Linked DNA regions of Mus musculus: regions 2, 3, 4, 5 and 6 are each linked to region 1. Evidence: chromatin loops called from intact Hi-C (ENCODE). Cell type or tissue: heart. All regions are shown on one strand.

Region 1 (4,000 bases):
CTCTTCACACCCCGCTTCAGAGTACTTCTCAGGACTTCCTAATCCGAGGTGCCCACTACGGACTAGCTTCCCCGCGCTCTCCTCAACTCTTACTGGCTCCGCCGCACCCTGGACTCACCCCACACAGTCGGTCCGCTCCATCCAGACTGGAAACAGGTCTGAGTCGGGCAACGCTGGAAGCCACATCTCATCAACACCAATCCACACCAGTCGCCTAGATCTAGGCTGCAGAGAAGCCCGCGACACGCTGCCAATGATGGTGGGGGCAGGGAGGCCATGAAGAACCGCAGCCTCCAGCTGGGTTGCGGCTTTCTTATGGAAATGACCCGCGCTGGCCTACTGGACTCAAGCGGGTTCCATAGTCCCGCACCCCATCTCTCCAAAGCTTTTCCTCCCGCAAACCCTCATCCTCCTCATCCTACCGTGGCTGAACTGGTGGGGGATGAGCTAGAGCTACGCCCCGGCCGCAGAGCGCGGGCCGGGTCTCCCCTCGGCCCGACGGGCTCCAGCTCCGCATTAAATATTCATAGCAATCGCTACTTTCTTAAAGGGGAACCCGCCGCGCGGGAAAGTTCCCAGCCAGGGGGACTCACAAAGGAAGGTGTCTGCTCCCTCCGGTCCTAGGGGTAACCGGGCACACAGCTCCTGAACACTTGGGCGAACAGGGAAGGGAAGGGAAGGGAAAGATCAGAGTACCCGCTCGCCTACAGTCAAGACACTTCCTAGAGACTGCGAAAGAAGAGATATTTGGAAAGCTTTGGAAGCCCCGATCACTCGTCGCATAATTATTTAAAAATAAGTGGTCACATCTAATGCTTCAGGGTTTCCAGGGCCTTTCATTAGTTTCTTTCATTTTATAGTTTTAAAAGGACGGTGGTTTGACTTCATTCAGGCGTCATCCGCCCGGGGACCAGAAAGTTTGCTCTGTATTGCTTGAAACATGCACTCGGGGAACTTAGAAACATCACTTTGAGAGCCTAAAACAAAACCTGCACCTGTCCCATGGCTGATGTGCAGAGCTGGAGCTTGAGAACTCAGAACCCTTGTGGGGGTACTCGTGGGGAGAATTGGTCTGAACCCCAGCGCCACTGCTCAATTCCAGGCCTCTTTCTTCCAGAGCACGGAGGGCCTGCATAGATGTGCAGTCCTCGGCCTTCCGGAGGCCGAAACCCATCTGCCAACTGCTCAGCAGGGACCAGGAGAAAAGCGGAATGGGAAAGGAAGAGGAAGCAGAGAAAGTTCTGGGCCCGCTGCGGAGGAGGCCCTGCCTGGGATGCACCCCCGCCCGGGGCCAGCTGACCCGTGACCGCTCCTCCTGGTGCCAGGCGACGCCCGCGCCCTGGTGTGCTTTCACCCCCACATCCCCCCCCCCAGCCCCCCCCCCCCCCCCCCCGCTCACGCCCACTCCACACTCTCTCTCTCGATAAGGCTCTTTTTGTTCCGGACCAGGAGCACTTTCACAAATGGTTAGAAAGTCTTGAGCGCCATCTAACGGGAACAGCAAAAAGTTGAAAGTGGGTGGAGGTTAGGACCTGTGAGGTGCCCAGGCTGGGCTCCGGAGAGTCCTTTCCCCAACTCTATCCACACTCTCAAGCCTTGACTTCCCTTCTCTTACTCTCACAACTCTCGTCCCCTAGAACTCCAGACTTGACCACTCTCGCAGGCTCACCTTTCCAGAGCCCTGGGGCAGTTGTAGGCTGCTTCTTGGACCTTCTCTTCCACTCCTGGTAGGACTGCTTGCCAGGTTCCCTGGTGTCACACCTGCCTGAATAGGGTTCTGGTATCATTCAAAGTCTTTATGGTTTTCTTTTGGGCCTGAGATGGGAAGTCTCATGAATTCGCATGAGGTGCGCTGGTTTTCTGAAATGAAAACCCGTGAGCCTAAGCTTTTGCAGACAGAAGGAAGCAGAAGAATAAAGGTAATAGCAACCACTTCAAAGTGTGCAATCTAGAGATTTAGCCTAGCAGTGGGTCTAGAAGAGCTGAAGCCTTTATCCAGGGAGAAAGGTGTGGACTGAAGCGCTGCCCTGGGGCTTGGGAGGGGCCAGTCTAGTGGAGTCTCACAAGTGGTATTAGTCAGGAATAGCCTTTGGATGTCCTGGGCAAGCCACACTGCCCCAGCCAGGAGGTGTAGCTCAGGTAGCGTCATGTGATAGGCATGTGATAGATGCAACAGGTACCTATGTACTCTCTCTGCAAGACAGAAGCCCAGGACAGACCAAAGTAATGATTGCCACACTGTCTAATTTGGTGAATCAACGAGTCTCTTTTTTGAAAAAAAAAAAAAACATAATGGGGTTACTAATAGGAGTATAGGTTAGGTGTTAATTAGATGGCACAGGGGTGACTAAAAAGCAGTGATGCCACAGGAAGCCCACTCCTGACATGAGACATCTGAAAACTAACCATTGCAGCTTTCTCTGTAGCTGTCAGTCATCTCCAAGTGGGAACTTCTCTTTCTAAGTTTGTCTAGTCGCTCTCTACCAGCCCTGCCAACTCTTTACACTTCCCATCTTACGCCCCCCACCTTTATTGTTAGAAGAAGACCTCACAAATCCTTCAGGTTTTTGTTTCCCTACATATGACCTTTTGTTTACCTCCTGATGGTCTTGAGCCTTGCCTTCTCTCCTGAAACAAACGTTTCAACTTGGAGGGAACATACCATACAGCAGGGGCCCCTAGTAGTCTCTCCCCCAAGGGTTCCTAGTCCATGTGAAAGTCAAGGGTCCTGTGTCCTGGAAGGTCCAAACTGGGGCCCTCCTAATCAGGACAGAATAGCCTGGAAAGTATCCTGGAGAACATGTAGGTGGGTGGCAGAAAGACTTGAGCAGATGAGCAATCAGGGAGAGAAGGGAGAAGAGGTGACTCCCAGGTCCAAAACCATCCTGCAGCTTTAATAGCTGCTCTGGCCCCTGAGGTTTAACAGCACAGGGACCTACCTATCTCCACAACTCAAGTACAAACAAACGAACAAATGCCTACAGGCAGCCACAAATCTGTGGCTGGTCCTGGGCTGGGGTCTGAGCTGCAGAGTTGGGCAGGACTGAAGCTTTCTGCCCACCTTCTAGAGTGTACAAAGGTCATTAGAAAATCCGGTTCTCCTCCTCGGTGGAAAGTGTAAAGGTGGTGAATGTTATTAAGGTGGTACGATGTGTGCGACATACAGCAACATGTACCACTTCTGCTCTGTTGACTGTGCATGTGGTAGTTCAGTTGGAGGAGGCACACTGACATTGCTGAGCAGCCTCACCAACACCCATTTCCAGAAGTCCTCACCTTGCCAGTGTGAAAGTCTATATCCGTTACGTGGCAATTCCCATATCTCCTCCATCAAGCCTCTGGGAAGGTCTATGAATTTAGCTTCATGTTAGTAGGACCATACAACATTAATTTTTTTCTTTCTGATCCATTTGACTTTATGTGATATCTTCAAGTTTCATCCATGTTATAGCATGTACCAGTGTTTCCTTCTCTTTTAACCTGCTTATATATCTATCTATTGATGAGTTCCTGGTTTATCTTCCACTTTTGGGTACTGCAAATAGTGATGCTATGTTTAGAGGTATGCAGAAACCTCAAGTTCCTGCTTTCAATTCTTGGGTCTATACTCAGAAACAGATTTGCTGTGTACTATAGCAATCCTCTTCAGAACTACAGGAGGAAGCTGCCTGGTGTGTTCTATAACTGCTGCATCGTTTTTTAAAAAAGACTTATTTTATTTACATGAATACATAGTAGCTATCTTCAGACACACCAGAAGAGGGCATTGGATCCCATTCCAGATGGTTGTGAGCCACCATGTGGTTGCTGGGAATTGAACTCAATACATCTGGAAGAACAGTCAGTGCTTTTAACCTCTAAGCCATCTCTCCAGCCCCTGCTGCATTGTTTCACATTCTCATCTACAGTCCATAGAGATTCCTGTTTCTCCGTAGCCTCCTCAACACTTGCCAGTTTCTGTCCCTTTCAAATAGTGGACAATGTAACTGGTATAAAGTAT
Region 2 (4,000 bases), 1.8 Mb before region 1:
GCACACAGCAGTGTTGGAGGCTGGTGTAGGAAATGCCCGCTAATTGTAACAACGCACAGAAAAGCCGAAGAAAACCACAGAGAAAAGCCTCATGGAAATGCTACACACTGGTCACCATCACCACCACCACCGCCACCACCATCATCACCATCACCACCATCATCATCATCATCGCCATTGCCATCGCAACGTCTTTATGTTTCCCAGAATCTTACGTGGTTTGTGTCCTTTGGTGATTGCTTTATCTCACTTAACATAAAGTGGTTTCCTGATTCTTTCACCTCCTTTTCTGCCTTTTGGTGGCAAAGCATCAAAATAACGACTTGGATTTGTTATGTAAGTTTTCTTTCTGAATCTTTCGTGGTCCGATTGTAACTTATCACTAGCCATGAATAGTATTCTATTTTCTGGATGATCCAAAGTTCCTTCTTTCCAGTGACATATTGAAAGACATCTTGGTTATCGGTAAATGAGCAGTGGGTGCTGAACGCCCTCTCCCCTCCTCCCCGAGTGACTGATCAGGATCTAAGGAGACTTCGGAGCATTCTAAGCAGAAGTATGGATTTCTGATGTTCTCTTAAATGCCAGGAAGACTAGAAAATACAACTACTCGCACTGTTGAGTCATCTGGATCAGAACTGACCTCCCCACCTGTCGTGTCTTCATGTGGTCCTGGTTCTGAAGGCTTCGGTTAAGTTATCTTTTCCCTCTTTAGTTGACAAGCAATGATTTCATACACACACACACACACACACACACACACACAAACACATATGACACGGTGGGAAGGATTGTGGAATGATTAAATCAAGCTGTCTTAAATGTCTATGACGTTTTTTTACTGTTCCTGGGGACCTGTAATACATTTCCAAAATTCATTTGCACAACGGTTCTTTTATTGGAGAGCCATGAGAACATAGGTATAGACATGACTCACACAGGAAGTGGCAGGCCTCGGTGTGAATACTACAAGGAGAACTCCGTCCAGTCTCTAACCTGTCCTAGGAGGAGGGCATAGCTGCTCACGTTAGAGAGCTATGTGAGCCTACTTGACAGATTGCAAGGGCAGGCTTATCTCAGCATGGACTTCTGAAGCTGACTGAAGTCACAACACAGACGCACAAGACACTGGAGACTTGCTGATGCCTTTCTGGCAACAAACCAGGAAGAGAGAGGTGTCTGGGCCAAAGAAAGATCCACAAGGAACTTGCAAACCGGAACTGTTGTGCCAGGAAGTACTTCTTTCGTGAACCCAAAAGACCACCAAGGAGCCTTTTCCGATGTAATCACATTAGGGTCTCCTTATTGGAAACCTGAGTTTGGGCTTACACACTGCTGACCCACTGGATAGTTTGATGAAGCAGCCACGGGCTCTCATCAGGACAAAGTTTTATAGGGAAATGGGAGCAAGTGAGGGGGTGGAGGTGGGGTCCATCCTGGCAAGTATTTAATAGCATGACTATTATAAGGTGGGTGGTCTAAAGCAAGACCATGAACAATCAGTCTGATAGTACATCTGAAACAATCAGACTGATCTTTTATTAACTGTTGCTAGGAAGTAGCTAGGGAGTGACTCTGGCCAAGAACAAGATGTGGAGTCCTTCCTGGTACTTGGGTGCAGCTTGGGTTCATCTGGGGGTCAAGTTCTCAGGCTCTTTTTCTTTTTCCTTTTTCTTTTTCTTTTTCTTTTAAGATGGAGGCCAGTTCCAAGATAGAGTAGGTTTTGGCCTCTCAGAACAAGTCAAAACAAATTTATTTTGATGAAAATCAGTCATGGCGCTGGGATTGGTATCAGTCCACGGTGACAGCTAGCTATTGATGAGCCTTGTAGCTATTGACGAGCCTTGTAGCTATTGATGAGCCATGAGAAGAAAGCTATGGACCTATAGCTTTAAAAATTATAAACTCGGGCTGCAACTTTTAAAATTGCCACAAGGCGGCGCGATGTACCCATGAGGAAATCATTCCTTTGGAAAACCAGGGACATTTCAAGTCTTTTGAGCCCATTTCTAAAGATGATTGAGGTCTGGCCGAACAGGAAATAGGGCAGAAGGGAGTGTGAGGAAGAGGAGGCCAGAGAAAGAGATTTATATCCTTGGAAAGCTTCGGAAAGGTGGATGCCTCAGTGTTTACAGGGCTGTTAGGGTCTGTTTTCCCGACTGCACTAAAAGCTCAGCTTCATCCTGAGGAGAACTGAGAGGGTAGTTGTTCCTATGTGACTCTCCATGTAGCAATCCAGGCTTGGGAAAGTCTCGCCGGTTCTCCAAAGGCTCCCTTCGGAGAAGTAGAGCAGGAACTCAGGTTAGCACAGGATTAGTGAGTCTGATAAATGTTTTTCAGGTGCAGTTTTGGAGAGATCCTGAGTCTCAAGCTGTCCCTACACCAGAATGTCTGCTAAAACAAAAAACAAGACAGCCAAGAAGGAAAAAGGAGAAGTGGCGGGACACTGGCTTAAGAGAGTTCATAGGCTGCCCAGATTCTTTCCCTCAGAAACAAGATCGCTCTAAACAACAGAAAGTTCCCGGAAACATGGGGAGTTAGGACTCAAATAAGAGCTGATTTGGGGCACACACACACACACACACACACACACACACACACACACATGCTTCTCACTGGCACACTCACACACACACATGCTTCTCACTGGCCCCCACACACAAACATACACACTTCTTACTGGCCCACACACATTTCTCACTGGTGTGTGTGTGCATGTGTGCGCATGTGTGTGTGTGCGCGTGTGTGCACATGTGTGTGTGTGCGCGTGTGTGCACATGTGTGTGTGTGCGCGTGTATGTGCTCGTGTGTGCGTGTGTGTGTGTGTGTGTGTGTGTGTGCACGTGCACACACGCACCTCTCTATTTGCCACAGCATGAACTGCAGAGCTGACAATCTCCAGTTCACATTATAGTTAAGTGGTTTCTCCATCAATCTCCACAGTTAAAAATACATCACACAAATTACTATGCTGCCTGGTGAAAATCCGTGAGACTCTTGTTTTCTGCCATTTATTTCTAAAACATTTTGGCACTTTCTGCAGAAGTCGTCGCCTTCTCGGTCATGCTGGGGGCCTCTCCGTTTTAGGTTGTTATTAAGCCAAGAATCCTGGAGATCCACAGAGAAACAAACGGGGTATCAGGAAGGCCGTGCCGGGGACACAATTAACTACAGCAGGCAGACCAGGGCTCAGAGCCTGAGAGTCCTGGCCACTGGACCATGGGCTTCCTTTGAGGACTTTCTGTCTGGAATGTGGGTAGAGCCTGTGCCCAGCCCCTAAGGACCCAAAGTCCGGGTGCTTATCATCTGAGAACTCAGCTTTCAATGTGCCCTGTCACTGACCAACTAAGGAAGGACTGTGGTGACCACCTCACATGTCCCCTGCATAATCTGCAGCAGCAGGAGTGTCCTGCAGGGGACAGGATCTGAGCTGCTCTAGTTTCCAGCAGATGTCACCGTGGAACTGTTAAAATGGGGAAGAAAGACTGAAGCTTTAGGGAGCTGGGCCCCAAACAAAGGACCATGAACCCAAAAGGCACAGGGGTCATGTAGCAATAACATGTGGATTTTAAACCTGCTGGGTGTTGTGGCAGAAGCCCATAATCCCAGCAACTGGGAGTTTGAGCTCAGCCTGGGCTACATAGTGAATACAGGTTACCCAAAGTCTCAGGACAAGAACCTGTCTCAAAAATGAAATAGCAAAGCGAAGTAACTGAGCAAGAGTTTCCGTTCAGAGCCCCAGGGCTCTGCGCACACCGCATCTGTCTTATATTTGAACTGTTGGTGTCTTTCCATCTTACCAGGTCTAAAAAGGCAGCCAGGAGCTAACTGAACAATTACTTATAAGATGTTGTTGGTGTTATTCATTTGTACAAAGTAACGATTTTAGGACACTTTGACACAGTTAAACAACATACTCTGACCACAGCTACCACTCTAGACCCTTCCTAGCCAACAAAAAAGATAGTGATCTGTATTTCAAAGTGGCAATGGCCATGTA
Region 3 (4,000 bases), 1.4 Mb before region 1:
ATGAGTGTAATTATATACAGCTTTTGACAGCTAGTAGACTTGGGGATAAGCAATATTGTACCAAAAATATATTATTCCAAGCCTTTTATATTGCATGTATCTTTGTGTGTACACACTTCCTGTTCTAGGTAAAGTGGAGTTGCTCTCCTCCATGTAAGTAGAGTGAGCCATCAGGTGTGAACGTTCCTGGGAAAGAGACATGTTCTGGCAAGTTCAGAGGAGCTGAGGATTGGGGCCTTTGAGAGATGGACTCATACTAACGTCTTAACTCCATTCACACACTCATGGTATGAAAAATGTTTGTAAAACTTTCAAAATGGCAGGTCCCCCCAGATGGTTACGTGAATGAGGGCTTCTGAGTCCAGGCCTGGAGTGGTGGGTGTTCCAGTCATAGTTCAGTCAACACTGTTTATTGATTGCTCGCTGTGGGCTGAGAGCTGGGCTAGGCCATGCTGCTGTCACAGTCTGATGTGGGGATAGAGTCAATGAAGAGGGGAGTCTGGAAATGTCACAGGTCTCTTTTGCTGAGAAGGATACTCTATTGGGCCCCTGTGCTGTTCCAGAGTACAGTGGACTGAATTCACTGGGAGAGAGAAGGCTTCCTTCTACTGTGCCACATATTGCTGGGTGGGAAAAGTTTAAGGGTGAGCATCCCCGAAGTTTCTCGCATCCAGGAGAGAACTAAAATCTCTAACTGGCAAGCGTGCTCCAGACATGGATTAAAGGATCCTGCTTATTCACCCCCAGCTGGATTGATTCTCCATCTTTTAAGTACTCCTTATTACTATAATGGAGGACAAGTCAGCATTATTATGTATTCCAAACAAAAACTCAGTATTTTCTCACTATTGAAGTATGCCACCAAAAATGTACACGTTTTGTTGAATTGCAACTTCACTTGGTAGTGAAGTCTTAAAAATGAAAGCCAAATCCTTGAATTTAAATTAATAAAATGTTTAAAACCACCCAATTAGCTAATAAACACCAGAGTAACCCCGAAGCTTGCTTAGTTTGTTGTTTGCTGGATTACTTTGATGGTATCAAACAAACCAAAACAAACAAAACTCCTAAATTTTTGCTTGAAATGAAAACTTAAGGTAATAAATAAGACAAGTTAAACAACAGAGTTTGAATGGGTAGGATAAACTGCGCTAATATAACAAATCTTTCAGGTCACATTATATTTTATATCTTTTAATTTATATATTATATATGTTTAGTTTATTTATTTTAATTGCAGGATTGAAGATGGAATGCAAGGCCGCACATATGCTAGGCAAGCACTCTACCAGCAGCCATTTTAATCTTGTAGGTTATTTTGGAAGTTCTGAATTTAAAGCATAAAATATTTCATAAGGTAGCCAAATATATCCAAACAAATGAATCTGATGGGTTTTTTTTCCAAGACAAAAGCAGTCTTAAAATCTGAGTATATAGATAATTTGTAGAGATGAGAATTAAAGTCTACCAGGGATCTCAATGAAAATCTCCAGAAAAAATATATATATATGTAATCAAATATGAGGTACATGTACTGAGTTAACCTATGGCCAGCTCATGGCCCATGTGAAGTGAAAGTCATGCTACATTTTATTACAGACTCTGCCTTCATGGGTGATCTTCAGTATGTTTTATTTTAATTGAAACTCTTAAGGAAACTGGCAGTATTCTTTGGGTTTCCATTATTCCTACTCTAGTCTATCTGTTGATGTGGCTGTGTGGTATTTATTCCTCTGGGAATCACCATGGTCACAATATCTAAGACTGTGTTTTACTATCCCCAGCCTACCCACCCAAGAATTAGTTTCACCCCCTTGGGGGCGACATTGTCCCTGCTGCGAATGAATGCATGGCATAAGCTAATTCCTATTTCCAGACAGGGGGCAGATCCGCGCCTTGCAGGAACTCCAGACTTTCTTATCAATACCTTATTGCTAAGTGATAAGCAGAGGAAGTTTTGTAAGTGGCTTTGAAGATCCTAGGACGGAGAGTGGTATTGAAAAGCCGGAGGAATCAGAGTTGGCTATCCTTTGCCTCCTGTCTGCTTCTTCCTAGTGAGTGTACTGTCAAGAACAGTCAAGCAGTTGAGCTCCTGTCCCGAGCAAGGGACCCAAGCTGCCCCCCAGTCAAGCATCCTTGCCTTGGTCCGCAGCCGGCCAGGCAGTGCTGCAGCAGGTCCCTCTGGCTAGCAAGCAGGTGAGGAGCCAGCAGAGTGAGCGTTTGATGTTGCCAGCTCTCCTTTGCCACCCAACTTTTCCCCCCTTCAAAACCTCTTAGCAAACTTCAAAGGCCTCCTTGCTTCTTGCCTTAATCCAGTGCACTGAGACCTCTAGTTCAAAGAACTTTCCTTAAACCCTCTTCTTAAACGGCAACCCAAACTTTTTTTTCCCTTTCCTTTCCACAAAGTAGCAATTACAGCTCCGTTGAGTGGCGATTGGGCTCGGCCGATCCGCTCCTGCTATTAATTAATCTTACAAAGGGGGCTCATTTCCTGGCATTCAAATTGACAAGAGACCAGAGAACAGAAAATCCTTTCAAGCAGTTCCAACTCACCGAGGGGAAGAGGTATCAGAGGAGAGAGCCCCACAGCATTTGAGGTGGAGGGCACATCTGATACCTCCCTGTATATTCTGCGGATTGAGTGATTTTTGTTCACTGAGAGCTCTTTGCTAATCTTGTACCTGTAAAGCTTTAACAGAAGGCACCGTGGCTGGCTCACAAGTGCAGCTCCAATCTGACAGAAGAGATTTGCAGGAGAGGCACCCCCCCCCCCATCCCAACCTCCAGAAGGCATCTTCTTCAACGTTACACTTCACTTTAAACAGAAAAATGTTCAGTTTACTCACATAGAAAAGCCCTTGGAAGAGGAGGAGATGAAGGGAGGCGAGAAAGCAGGAGCGCAGACAAGAGATTAAAGCTTTTTATTCAGTATCTCTTTCGTATTCAAATCGTGCTAAGGGCTCTGTGAAACTTAGAAGCAAGCTTGTTCAGGAGGGCTTCTAAAGTGTGTACATGGATTTCATGGGAATGGAAAAGAAGCCACAGCCTGGGAAATGAAAGAGAGATAAGATGTCCCTATGTAAAAAGCCGGAGTGGTTCAATTACTCCAGCACACCATCAAGGCAAGCTTTGAAGATTTGAGAAAACACTGCTAAATTTTAACAAAAAAAAAAAAAAAAAAAAAAAAAAAAAAAAAAAAAAAGAAAGAAAGAAAAAAAAAAAAAGAAAAGAAAAGAAACCAACCCTCATGTTGCAGGTTTTGTACCAATAAATGTTTGTATACTCTGTGAATGAATTACTTAAGCTGTAGCCCTCACATGCATACATACTGTTTCTTTTCTTTTTCTTCTTTCTTTTTTTTCTCTTTTTTTTCTCTTTCTGGGTTGGGGGGGGGCACAAAGGAAAACAGTGCATTTTGCAGGAAACTAATGTCCTTTATCAAAAATGTGACAGAGAGAAAAAAAATATCGGAATCATTTGGGGGAAAAATGATAACCCTCCCGAACCAGGTGTCTTTGATTAAAATAAAAACCAAGGTTGGGTCCTCATCCCTCATTCAGTTTGAGTTAGTGCCAGGTGGCTGTGTTTTGACGCGGATTCAAGGCACTCAGTGAGATTCTGTTAGTGAGAGTTCCTATTTGAGAAAAGGACTCCTTCCCATAGCCACATTGGTAAGGTCAAATAATGGTTTCATGGAAAGGGAAGCAAAGGTTTCAACCGAGAGAGAAAGTGACAGACAGAGGGCGTTGATCCTGGCTCCTAGGGAAGCCAAGTGTCCAAGTGTCCGGATCTCACAGGTCTCCAAAAGCAAGTTGCACTTAGCAGGGAATTCCAACCCAATTTGCAACAATGTTGGGTTCTTTAAGTGGAAGATATCCACCTCCTCCTCCTTAGGCTACATGCTGTCTCATTTTCTATGCAACTCCTTGGTGATATCATATGTATTGGGATGTTGAATCAATTTCAGACCTCTTTAGGGTTTCTCTGCAATTTTTTTCTG
Region 4 (4,000 bases), 1.9 Mb before region 1:
ACAGATAGATCCCTGGGGCTCTCTGGTCAGCCAGCTTAGCCTCCATAGTGAGTTCCAGGCCAGGGAGAATCTATCATAGAAAAGGATGACAAGGGTGGAACAGCAGCCTAGGTTATCATCTGGTTTCCATGTGTGTATGTGCACAAGTGTCTCTCACACACACACATGAAACATGCACACACACACACACACACATGTGCACTTGTGCGAGCACATACAAACATACCAATTTAATGAAAGTAGTAGAAAAATCCAAGAGTCACACCTTCCATGAACAAATGCATGTGTCACTCAATGAACTGCAAAATGCCAGCCACAGGGCACTTGGGCCAAGGTGAAATACAAAATATGAAAAGAAACTACAGATATTGACAATGTCCTAGTGGCCAGGTACAGAAGCGACCACTGTTAATGTTACCATTTTGTTTATTATACACGCATGTATATTTATAGATGACAACAGTCTTATCCTCCTGTCTTCACCCAAATATAATTTTATACCCAAGTGTTTGGAGCTTGGCTTAGTTTGGTGATGAGGGCATAGACAATTGCGTGAGACCGACTGAGTCTCAGGTATAATCACAGGCACTAAGTGTAGGAGGAACGAATCTGTATACCCTGACAGATGGGCCACAATGCCCCACGCGTGCGCAACAGCTGCGACTGCATTTTAGACCCTTAAGACCTGCCTGGCACACACAGAGACAAATGACTGACAACAAAGCGCATGACCTGGCCAGCCAATCAAATTGTGGTGCCAGCAATAAGGGACGAGATAGCTTGGAGCAATGGGGCATGGGTGGAGGATATAAAGGCACAGTCTGATTCTGCAATAACGGAGTCTGCTTCCCTCTGCTTCTCACCCGATTACCTGTGTCGTTGATTCTGTGCCTTCTTACCCTCTGCCTCCAAGGACCATCCCGAGGGGCTGAGGGCTAAGGCAACAACTAAGAGGCACTGAAACCATCAGCCTTCTCTGTTAAGTACAAACTCGGAATCGTATATAACTAAAAAGTGTATACAGGTGTGGCAGTGCATGCCTGCCTTCTCCGCATTTGGAACAGAGACAAGAGGATCAAGAGTTGAGATTATAAAAGACACGCAAGTACAAGGGGAAAGATAGTTGGATCGAGGAACGGGCTCAATTGGCGTGGGAGGGAAGCAAGAGACAGTACTGTGGAATGAATATGACCAAAGTACACGTTCACATAAAGGGAATGCCGGAATGAAACCAACTATTGTGTATAATTAGCACACGTTTAGAAGCACACTTAGAAGGAATTCAAGGTTACTCTCAGATACATAGCAAGTATGAATACAGCCTACGCTACGTGAGACCATCTATTAAGAAAGGAAAACAAGAAAGAAAGAAAAAAAAAGGTAACTAGAGAATGCATTTGGCAGCTTTGTAGGCAGGAGATAGGCAGAGACGTCATCAATTTTGTCCTTGGGTCCAATGAGATTCCTCCATGTCCTGCTGTGGTATCCACTCCTTTATAGAATGCTGTGGTGTTAAACGTGACCAACAGATGGCGCTGTGAGCAACTGCTTAAGCCAGGGGACTCATTTGATGTGCATCTATCTCACTTGCTTCACAAGTCTGGCAGCCAGAAAGAAGGCCTATTGTGGTCCTTAATCTTCAGTGACTTTCACAAGGAAGCAGTCCAACGCAAGAACATTCGTGCTGCTGGCTGTGCCATTGAGAACCCTCTTGTCTCTGACCCTGTGGTTTCACGTTTTTTTCTACTGGCAATTGAAATAGGCTGGGTTTAATTGATTTTGTTTTATTTATATATTTTTGAGACAGGCTTTCCTCTAGCTCAGGCTGGCCATAAACGTGTCATCCTTCTGCCTTTATTTCTCAGTTGTTAGGAAGGCAGAAACTACCAGACCAGGACTTCTTAGTTTTTAGTTATATGATCAATTTAAAGAGACACAACAGACACCTGTACATTGAACCCTGAAAATATCAAAAAGAAATAATTTTAAAAAGTTAATAAATATATATAGAATTATCATGACAGAAGAGTGAATATTATAACAGCCATTCATCACTTTTTAAAGATTTATTTTTATTTTTAGTTATGTGTCTCTGTATGTGTATGTGCATATGCGTGTGAGTGTCTGTGGATGCCATAAAAGGGTGTCAGATTCCCTGGAGCTGGAATTACAGGCAGTCAAAAGCCTCCTGACAGAAGTGCTAGAAACCAAATAAAGCCATCTCAAGCCCTTGATGGCCAAGCAATGCCTCCAGCACCTAGAGTAGCCATTCTTATTTAAAGCCTACCACATTGCCAGCTTGTTTTATTGAAGTTGAAAATTTTTATCTAAATTTCAGAGTATATGAAGTGGTCCTGGTGGGGCTGCAGGATGGTCAAACCAGGTTGGGAAAGAAGTTTGAAATGTCTTAGAAGGTTAAGGTTAGATACACCTACCACATGACTAGCTACAGCTGCTACACCTCGATACGTTTGCTCCAGAGACACAGGAGCACACACATAAACAAGGCTTTGTATCCTCGGATGTCCATACGAACTTTGCGTGTAATAAGCCGGTGCTGGAAGCAACCCAAATACCCATCAACAAGTAAATGGCTGAACAAAGGTGGTGAACTCATAAAATCAAGTGCTTTCAACAATAAAAATCATGAACTCTGAATCCTTTGGCAGCACAGATGTGCTAACATAGGCTGAGTAAAAAGCCAGATCAAAAGAAACACATATTCTATGCTTAATAAAAACACATATTCCATTCATTAAAAAAAATAGAGGCTGTATTAGCCAGGGTTCTCTAGAGTCACAGAACTTAAGGATAGTCTCTATATAGTAAGGGAATTTGTTATGATGACTTACAGTCTAGTCTAACTTCCCGACAATGGGGAGTTGTGGATGGGAAGTCCAAGGATCTAGTAGTTGCTAAGTCCCACAAGGCTAGTAGATTCTAACAGATGTGCTGGCAAGTAAATGCGAGCAGGCAAAGAAGAGAGAATCTTCCTTCTTTCAATGTCCTTATGTTGGTCTCCAGCAGAAGGTGTGGCCCAGATTAAGTGTGTACCACCACGCCTGGATCTGTGACTCCTTTTGTCTTAGGCTGACCTTGAACTCAGAGATCTCCTTGCCTCTGTCTCCTGGGATTCATAGCCACTATGCCTCAAGATCATCATGCCAAGATCCAGGTCAGAAACTTGTATCTCCCAGCCTCAAGATCTGGATCACGGGTGAGCCTTCCAATTCTGGATTGTAGTTTATTCCAGATATCGTTAAGCTGACCATCAGGAATGGCCATTACTGAGATCTTCTGGGTTTTGTTCTAACACGTAAAGAGTGTGCAAGTTCCGCTTTCATCCCCGAAACAAAAGAAGGAAACAGGCACGGTGTAGATGGGCCGCCTCACATCGCTGTGTCAGAGAAGTGTGTCACAGGGCAAGCCACCACCTGGAAATCCTGAGAAAGAAAGGGAGGATTGCAGCCAAGCTATGTGAGAGCAGAAGCTTCTGCAATGACTAAGTTGCGTGGGTACTTCCATGGGGGTTTGATGAAGAACGGGACACTGACTGGGAGCCTACTACACCTCTTTACTAGACCAGCATCATTCCTAAGTGTGTTCTAAATACTTATGCCTGTGCTCAAAGGCAAGTGTAGTGCGTATCTCTCATCAAAGAAACTTCTTTTGCAACAGAGGCCATTAGAGAAAACCATCACTGCTTAAAACACAGACAACAGCTGATGATTGGATTGCACAGACTCAACAGTACATCTGTAGCTCAACTTCTCCTAAGAGGTCACTGAAGAAAAGGGAGTGGAAAGAGTATAAGAATCAGAAGACCAGTATTGCAGGATCTTTGATCACACCACGAACCCCAAGATTGCATTATTTACGGGAAAACACCATTTTGCCTTGTGGTATGCATTAGCTCTAGCACACACATGTAATTCAAGACCTTTCTGAATATTGTAAACAGGACTAAATAAAGTCAACCATAGGTCAAGAGGTGATTAAG
Region 5 (4,000 bases), 1.6 Mb before region 1:
TTGCAGCATTGGGAAGGGTGAGAACCACTGGATTAAAAGAATATAAGCTGCCCCTCAAGCCCCATGTGGTGTTTTGGAGTGTGTGTGAGTGTGTGTGTGGGGGTGTGTGTGTGTTTGTGTGTGTGCTTGTGTGTGTATAAGTGCTCATGTATGCTCTATTTAATGATAGAGTAATAAAAGCAGTCTCATCTCTCCATCTCCATGTAGGAATGAGCTTGGGTTGACTCTCTCCATGCAATGGCATATGAATTTGGCCAAGATGGCAAATCATGGTTCTTTTTAACTTCAAAGAGACTACCTCTACCAAACATAAGGAGGCCTTCACCATAGTTCAGGAGAGGCTGCAGTTTGACAATCTGTTTTGCAGTGCACCCATGGGAGAACTCACAGAAGCCCTGTATCACACACCAGAGAAACAGAAGCAAAAATACTTTTAAAAAATGCCTAAACCACTCTTCCTTATTGTGAATTTTTTGTTATTTGGTTGTTTTAGTGTTGGAATTTGGGGGGGGGGAGTTGTTTGGTTGTTTGGTTTTGTTTTATAATTGCTCTATGTTTTTGTACTTTCATTCTGTAATGAAGTTCTGGGGAACATGGTGTTGGGAAGCTTGGCGTTGTGGAACTTAGTGTCGAGGAGCCCTTGGATTTGATTAGTTTGTGTTCAGTTCACTTTTTCCTCACCCTAAAATTTGGGGAAAGTTAAAGATATTTAGGAATGAGCTTGGGTTGACTGTGTCCATGGAATGGCATATGAATTTGGCAAAGATGACAAATCATGGTTCTTTAACATCAAAGGCATAATATTGAGAATCTATTAATAGTCAAAACAAGTTGGATTTCTTCTGTCCTTGATCACGGCAGTATTTTGGAAGCAATTGGAGAACTAAAAGGAAAGGACAGTGTGTGACTGGTCTCTGATAGTGCCAATACAGATGACTATGGTTGATGACTTTAAATGTCTGACTTAATGAATTCTGTCCCTTGTGCTATAAATACAGAAAACAACTTAAAAATGCCACAAATCTCTCTCCATTGGACTCTTTCTGTTCACTTCTTTACATATGGGATTTTGCTGCAATTTAAGGGATCTCATGGCAGAATACTAGGTCTGAGAAAAGATAGGCTGGAGAGAAAGCAAACTGACAATTAATACATTTATTTCTTTTTGCCTTCTTTATAAGTTAATGGGTGTTAATTAATAGGTACTAAAATTAATCATGGTAGGGTAGGATTATTCAACATTTTTGGGTCCAATACAGTGGTAACAGCTTCAATCAGAGAGTAACATGCCCTCCTACAAGTAGCGCTTAATTACAGGGATTAGCAAGCAGCAACTCTCTTAGTTCCCTTTAATTTTTTTCTGAGACATATTACAGCTGATTCCTGGTTCTTACACCTTCACATAGCATAGGTGGTACTAGGGATGAAGCTGCCGATGGGAAACATCCAAGGAGAACTGGCTGAAATAGCATGTCCAAGGAGCAAATTAAATGAAAAGCAAAACCAAACAATTTCCTTTTAACTGTGCCCAGATCCAAATGTCTTTTCAGTATTAAAGAAGCAAAATAGTCTTAATCATTTACTTATTGTTAAGATCATATAAATACAAGATTTCTTAGCATGGGCTTTGGTGCAGCATCGAGTTCTAATGGGGAAGTGACATGCTAGGAGCTACGCCTCTCTGCTAGGTGACAAGGAGCTTTGGTGCCTTTTCTCTGGCGTGACATGGGATTAGGGCAAACATGAAGTGAAGTGGGTGCCTTCATTAACCGGGAAGGTGAGGGGGGCGCATCATGAGTATTTTTTCTGGTTGACCAAAAATGTCTAGCTTAGTTCATTATAGTGAAATTCATTTGGCCTCTCTAGCAATTGAATCTTATGCCAAGTACGGAGCTGGCAAAAATTATATGCAGAGGAGGGTGGTTGAATCCCCAAAGATGATCCTGAGCTACTCAAAAGAGTTTCTGGTCAAAGTCTTTGAGCACAGTGCAAGATAGAAAAATGGAGTGGGAGGAATTTTTGGGGCTACTTTGCAATCTAATAATGTCAGCTTTTAGGGCGGAGGAGTAGAAAAATGGAGGTGGTGTAACTAGAATAAGAATATTCTAGGATTAAAATGTTATCTTTAAATATTGTGCTCCCACAGCACAGCAACCCAGGGCTTTCATGCTGGCTGCCAAGAAAGACTAAATCTTTTTCACTGTAGAAGTAATTAAATGTTCTCAGGCACCACTAGGTGGAGATGTAGGTTTACTCACTACTCTCTTGGCTAAGATGGCCCAGGGATGTCTGGAAAATCCTTAACAAAAAATTTACAGTGCTGGAGATTGATCAATTATGAACCCTGATAACCTCACATTCATGCTAATCTTTTAGGAGGAGGGACATACAGAGTTTTCTTTTAAAAGTCATCACATAACCACATCAAATGGACCTCAATGAGAACCATAAGTGGTTTTATGTGAATAATTTCTACGTCAAAACTTTAGATTGTTAAGGCTGAGAGAATCAGTATATCCTGGTTATGAACTGTCTACTGCCAATACACATATTGTCCTTTATTCTCACACCAGCTGGTGGTTCCTAGCGAGAGAGAGAGAGAGAGAGAGAGAGAGAGAGAGAGAGAGAAGAGAAGAGAAGAGAAGAGAAGAGAAGAGAAGAGAAGAGAAGAGAAGAGACGAGCAGAGAAAAGAGGAGGGAGAAGGAAGAGTTTCCAAGCACAGAGTTTTCTTTTCAGCTTTATTAGTGACAATGTGCCAGCCACTGGCAAGAGCTGGAAAGTGCGTGTTCGAATGTGAGGGGTTGTTTCTAACTGAGGTACTTTCTGAGAATCTCATTACATCACATCTCAATGTGTGAAGTGTGATTCACGGCACAGTTTGCTAAAGGCTAGTTAGCTCTTGTCTCAACAGTCTTAGGTGTCTAATATCCCATTAATCAAACCTTAGTGAAATGAAGCATTTCAGTTTGTTTTGGCTAAGCCTCCCTTCTCTACTTAGTTGACCCCTTTTCTTTTATGTAAACTTTTCTATGCCCATTGGTGGATGGCATGAGCTACCCGATGCCTTCCAGAACAGACAATGAGTACCAACCGTTTTCTGGGAAGGCAGGGAGCCATTTATTATTCTTCCTTTCACACTTGTCTCCCAGATGAAAATGCCCTTGAAGTTCATTTAATCATTCATCCACATTTTCTCGCTCCCCCATTCTCTTCGCTTCTTTCAGAGGAAGAATACCTCGCAGATTTCATCTAAGTCGCCCATGTAACCCTACTCCACAGAGGGGCTATTCCACCTGCCCGGATCCCATTTAAAGACTTGATTTTCTCATGGAGGAAAGCAACTCTCCACTCACGGCTGGGAAAGTTCCAAGAACAATGCTATCACTGCCTCGCTACAGTCATGGAAGTCCAACGCCCCCTCTGTGAGATACAGCAAAGTCAAATAAATAAATAAATAAATAAATAAATAAATAAATAAATAAATAAATAAAATAAAGTTTTGCAGTAAGCCATCATTATACCAAAAGTTAATCAGGGTGTCAGGATGGCTGAATCATCTAAGTTGCCAAAAGATATTTTTAAAAAAATCAGGAAGGTATCTTATGCTTGAATATCAAAATGTTTACAATTTAATGGCCATATAAATTAATTAGTTAGGACAAACAGTTAACATTTTTAGGGGCCACTCATTGCCAGTGGGAACACGGGAGTTTATGTGTAAGACACAATTTCCAGCCTAACACTGATCTTTGGCTGCTAGAAGTTAATGTTAAGGAAATTTGAATTCCTTTTTCAATCTGCATCGGCACTAAGGACTGGATTATTCAAGTGCAGAGAACACCACGGAAAGAGGAAGTTGCATTTTTCAGGCTCAGCCATGTGCTCTTTAAAATGCTTGCTTCATGGCAGTCTAAGCTTGCACTGACAGTGTCTGGTCTGCCTGAAACACCCCAATAGAACTGTAGAAAGCACAGAGTTCGGCAGCCTCTGCTAGACCTT
Region 6 (4,000 bases), 1.5 Mb before region 1:
GCCTCAGTGGGAGAAGAAACACCTAGCCTCACAGAGACTTGAAGTACCTGGGTCGGGGGGATACCCAGGGTAGGTACCACTCAATTTGAGGAGAAGGGGAGGATTATGGGAAGAGTAACCAGGAGGTGGGCAGCGAGCAGGATGTAAAGTGAATAAGTAAAAATAAAGAAAAAAAAAGGAAACAAAGTTCCTTAATACAATATGTCATTTTAAATGCATTTTGCTTAATGAAGGAAGACAGACATAAAGCTTGCATATTCCATGGCTCCATTTATCAGGGATTCTCTGCGACACTTAATAACAACAAAGTAGAAGTTATTAAAATATGAACAATTGCCAAAACCCACTGTGTGCGTTCAAGTTATAAAAAGATGACAGAGACGTGGTCCTTGACTTTCAAGATCTGAAGAAAGTCTACATCATCATGAAGAAGATCATAAGGCTGTAGAAGATGGATTGAATTCCTAGCACAATGGCAGCAAAAGAATATTAGTAGGAAATAATGGTATGTGAAAGTCTATAACATAGTCAATAGTGTTATAGCTATGTTAATGATTAGGCTTTAGTAAGTGCTCTATGGTCATATAAAAGATAGCTTTTGAGACTCAGGGAAGAGCATGCAGGATTCTTCATGGTATCTTTGTTACTGATTTGTCAGCTAACAGTCATTTTATAAATCATCTATAACGATGTGTGGTGTTCAGTTGCCTTAGGAATAAAACTAAGAAGCTGAATGTACCCCTGCAGACACATGGTACGGAAGTAGAGAGATATCCATGAGCATCTCCGCATCATTTGACTTCAGACAGTGCACATAGCATTGTTCTCCTGCAAATAGCAGCCAACAATTACCGCTGTGGCTAATTTGATAAGAAAAAAATCAAATCTAATAGTTTACTTGTGGTATGGCATGCAATGCTGTGGGCTGAGGAGGACAGGATTTAATTTGAAACTTCTAACTCCATCATTGTAACTTGTCGATTTCTAAAACAGAAGTCCTTATTTATTGGTTATGGTCACAAGAAGAGCACATGGCTCCCTTGTATATTCATATCTGCTCTCAAGAACATGACCCTGTTATGAATAACTCCAATAAATGATGCATAAACAGTTCATTGGATGTGGTTTTTAATAGCAGCTACCAAATGAATCATGATACAATAGTTGGAACTCAAAAATGAGAGACCATGTGATGACAAGGGCGTGGCTTGCTGGACAGAAGAGAGAAGCTGATCTCTCTTGTTCTCAGTGTTGAGGAGTCAGATGAAAAGCAAGAGAAAAGTAGCCCCAAGGACTGAATTCTGAGTGTTGTCATGAAAACGATACCCGAGGGGAGGCATGAGAAGCCTCAGTTCTCACCTCTTATAGTAAAGGAGGTACATCAAGAACTATAGGAGCAGTTGCATGTTTTATGGTGATGCTTCGCTCCACAGTGGACCATGCAACTGTGGGACCCATGAGCTGTCATTATCTAGTGACATGGTAGGGTGTGTGTGTGCATGTGTGTCTGTGTCTGTGTCTGTGTGCGTGTGTGTGTCTGTGTGCGTGCGTGCGTGTGTGTGCGTGTGTGTGTGTGTGTGTGTGTGTGTGTGTGTGTGTGTTACCAGTGTGCACAAAGAAGCCGCAGGAGGATGCTGACTGTTGCGCTCTATCTTGCTCCAATTTCTTCCCAGAGACAGCACTAAGCTGGCAGCCAGCAAGCCCAGGTGATCCTCATGTCTCCAACATCCACGGCGCACGAGTCACCGGAACTTTGTGACCAACATGCCTTTTGGGGCGACTACTTGGTCTTGTAGTTTACATGGTAAACTAGTGGATGTGAGCCTTTCTCTTATTTTGTTCCTTGCCAAGAGGCTCAATATTAAATATTGTCAGTAGAGGGCGCAAGAAAGACGTCGAGGGACGTGGAAAAGGTCAGAGTTCCTGGCTGGAGCTTGAGCCTCTGCAGGCTCTCCCAGTGTCCAAGATCTCTCTGAAGCCTGGCTTTTGTCCTTTCCAGGATGGGCTCCTACCAGCACCTCCCAAGAGTCAGCAGTCTCACTTCCGCCTCCCTCAGGAGGTTTATAGAAAAAAATTCTTTAATGAGCCATTGCCCTTGAACACTGCTTCTCTGCATGTATGTACATGTCTACTGTCCCAAATCTAAGACTCTGTGGTTTCCTACTGACACAGATGGTACATAGAAAAGGGAAGTGAGGGAGAGGACTCGTGTTGACAAAATGTATCTTTCATGTCTACTCATAACCATTACCACCAGGTTTCCACTTGCAAGGGTGTCTTTGGGGGAAACTTATCACACACTTCCTCCAATTAAACCATTTGGTGATAATGTGTAGTGTTGTCCTTGGAACTTTATCATTACCAGCCCAGAGAAAGCAAGGATACACCAGAACTTATAATGGTTATAATGGGGGCTGGGGGGGTGGTGTCACATAACACAGACTTGCATTGTGCCATTAGCTGAAGATGCATGTAATACAAACCGAAGATGCATGTAATCCGAACCATGTTCTGAACATCTTCGCTTAATTTAGTGATACTGTTCAGAATTCGGGTTGCTTCTACCTGTGATCAGATAACTGAAGGGGAACTGTGGCTCACAGACACTGCCTGACATCTCAGGATAGGGTTGCAACAAATATTGCCAGCCTAGGAAATGATACAAATTCAAAGATCTGAAGTCTAGATTATACTGAATGCATAGTGCTCTCTACCACTGTAAAGTCAAGAAATCAAAAGCCTGTACATTGCTGCCTGGAGGACCATCTCTAAAAGCATTTTTCTTTATCCAGGAGACACAAGTGTGACAATTTCTTTCCTCTTCAGCCCTTACTAGAAGTACATACCTTGAACTACCTATTCTATGAGGCCAGTGCTGTGATCAGGAATCTGTGTAATCAGTTCTTACCTCTTCTGCCAACTCAGCTCACCGATGCCTTATTTTCCAGACCTCCCAGCTACACATGTGTTTAATGTTTGTGGCTTTGCTTTGCTCTGCAACGTCTAAGGCCTCTCTGAAAGGCACTGTGACCACTTTGCCATGAACTAGATTGCCACTCTTTGACTAACTGAATCATTGAAAAACCAAGAAGAAAACTGGGCCATTGTGGTTAGTTATGTGTATTTAGCAATAGAGTGAGACTAACGATGAATGAAATGAAAATCAGAAGTTCAAATCAAAGAATCAGAATAGGCAAGAAAGGTAGAGAAAACAGGTCTATAAACTATGCAGCTTAGTTTGGGCTCTATGATATTGATATATCACACGTCACGATTGAACTAAAATATAATTAGGAATATATCAAGATAGTAGGAGTAGAGTAGCAAGAGATGGGGAACCTGGGTGGCAGGCAGCAATCCCATTGGTTGTTAAGCTCCTAGAGGTAATTGTAGGGAGTTGATGAAGAGGTGCCAGATAAAACTATTCTCCAGCCTTTGGGAATGAGCTTGGTTATAGAACCAAGCTATAGACCATCTAAATAGACCAATGGGGCTGGAGAGCAGGCTCAATGGATATGAGTGCTTGCTTTCCATAACTTGTAGAGGACTCGGTTCAGTTCCCAGTACACATATGGTGGCTCACAATCTCCTGTATCTTTTGTTTCAGGGGCCTGATGTTCTTTTCTGGGTTCCTTGAGAATTAGGCATGCAAAGAGTGCATTGATTTATGTGTGTTCATAGACACACAATCAATCAATCAATCAATCAATCAATCAATCAATCAATTCTTTTAAGAACATAAACAGCAATAGCACATGTACGACAAGGGTCGTTGAATTCCCATGGTCAGTATTCAGAAGCTGCTGGATTTAATTTAGTCTGGATCGAGAGCGCTCCCTGCTATGTTTATATTTACTTGCACCTGGCAGAGACACCAAAAAGGTAGCGATTGGAGAAATGAAGCACATTATTCCGTGTGAACGTTGTCTACATGCTGAGCTCAGATGGAGAACACAGAGCCCAGTTCATGACCGACAGTGATTGAATTAAATCACAAGTG

What was found. Peaks named below come from ENCODE experiments on the same cell type or tissue, not always from the same donor. Only the 100,000 strongest peaks of a DNase experiment are listed, where the experiment ranks them.
Region 2: it touches region 1 in a loop (4-fold over the local background); 13 of 42 quality-filtered maps call a loop at or near these places.
Region 3: a loop joins it to region 1, with 4 times the contacts of the local background. A loop is called at or near these places in 8 of 42 quality-filtered maps.
Region 4: a loop joins it to region 1, with 5 times the contacts of the local background. A loop is called at or near these places in 3 of 42 quality-filtered maps.
Region 5: a loop joins it to region 1, with 6 times the contacts of the local background. A loop is called at or near these places in 7 of 42 quality-filtered maps.
Region 6: it touches region 1 in a loop (4-fold over the local background); 8 of 42 quality-filtered maps call a loop at or near these places.

Annotation. Positions count from the first base shown.
Region 1 is chr1:42,713,237-42,717,236 of GRCm38, forward strand. All of the region lies in intron 1 of Gm46091 (predicted gene, 46091), which reads left to right. Pantr2 (POU domain, class 3, transcription factor 3 adjacent noncoding transcript 2) reads right to left here and starts at 218. Exons shown (of 4, transcript NR_110495.1): 1 at 119-218. In heart, a CTCF peak has its summit at 1,511; a DNase peak (open chromatin) is centred at 1,225; H3K4me3 peaks cover 1,541 bases; H3K27ac peaks cover 481 bases; H3K27me3 peaks cover 3,432 bases.
Region 2 is chr1:40,877,309-40,881,308 of GRCm38, forward strand. No RefSeq gene overlaps it. Among named protein-coding and RNA genes, the nearest start is that of Tmem182, 74 kb to the left of the region's middle. In heart, a CTCF peak has its summit at 1,936 (motif pointing right); no DNase peak of the experiment used is centred here.
Region 3 is chr1:41,272,924-41,276,923 of GRCm38, forward strand. No RefSeq gene overlaps it. Among named protein-coding and RNA genes, the nearest start is that of 4930448I06Rik, 94 kb to the left of the region's middle. RefSeq lists an enhancer at 1,553-3,123. In heart, a CTCF peak has its summit at 1,819; no DNase peak of the experiment used is centred here; H3K4me3 peaks cover 1,143 bases.
Region 4 is chr1:40,796,014-40,800,013 of GRCm38, forward strand. No RefSeq gene overlaps it. Among named protein-coding and RNA genes, the nearest start is that of Mfsd9, 7.4 kb to the left of the region's middle. In heart, a CTCF peak has its summit at 1,527 (motif pointing right); DNase peaks (open chromatin) are centred at 1,518 and 3,328.
Region 5 is chr1:41,150,504-41,154,503 of GRCm38, forward strand. No RefSeq gene overlaps it. Among named protein-coding and RNA genes, the nearest start is that of 4930448I06Rik, 29 kb to the right of the region's middle. In heart, a CTCF peak has its summit at 2,240 (motif pointing right); no DNase peak of the experiment used is centred here.
Region 6 is chr1:41,262,519-41,266,518 of GRCm38, forward strand. No RefSeq gene overlaps it. Among named protein-coding and RNA genes, the nearest start is that of 4930448I06Rik, 83 kb to the left of the region's middle. In heart, a CTCF peak has its summit at 1,876 (motif pointing right); no DNase peak of the experiment used is centred here.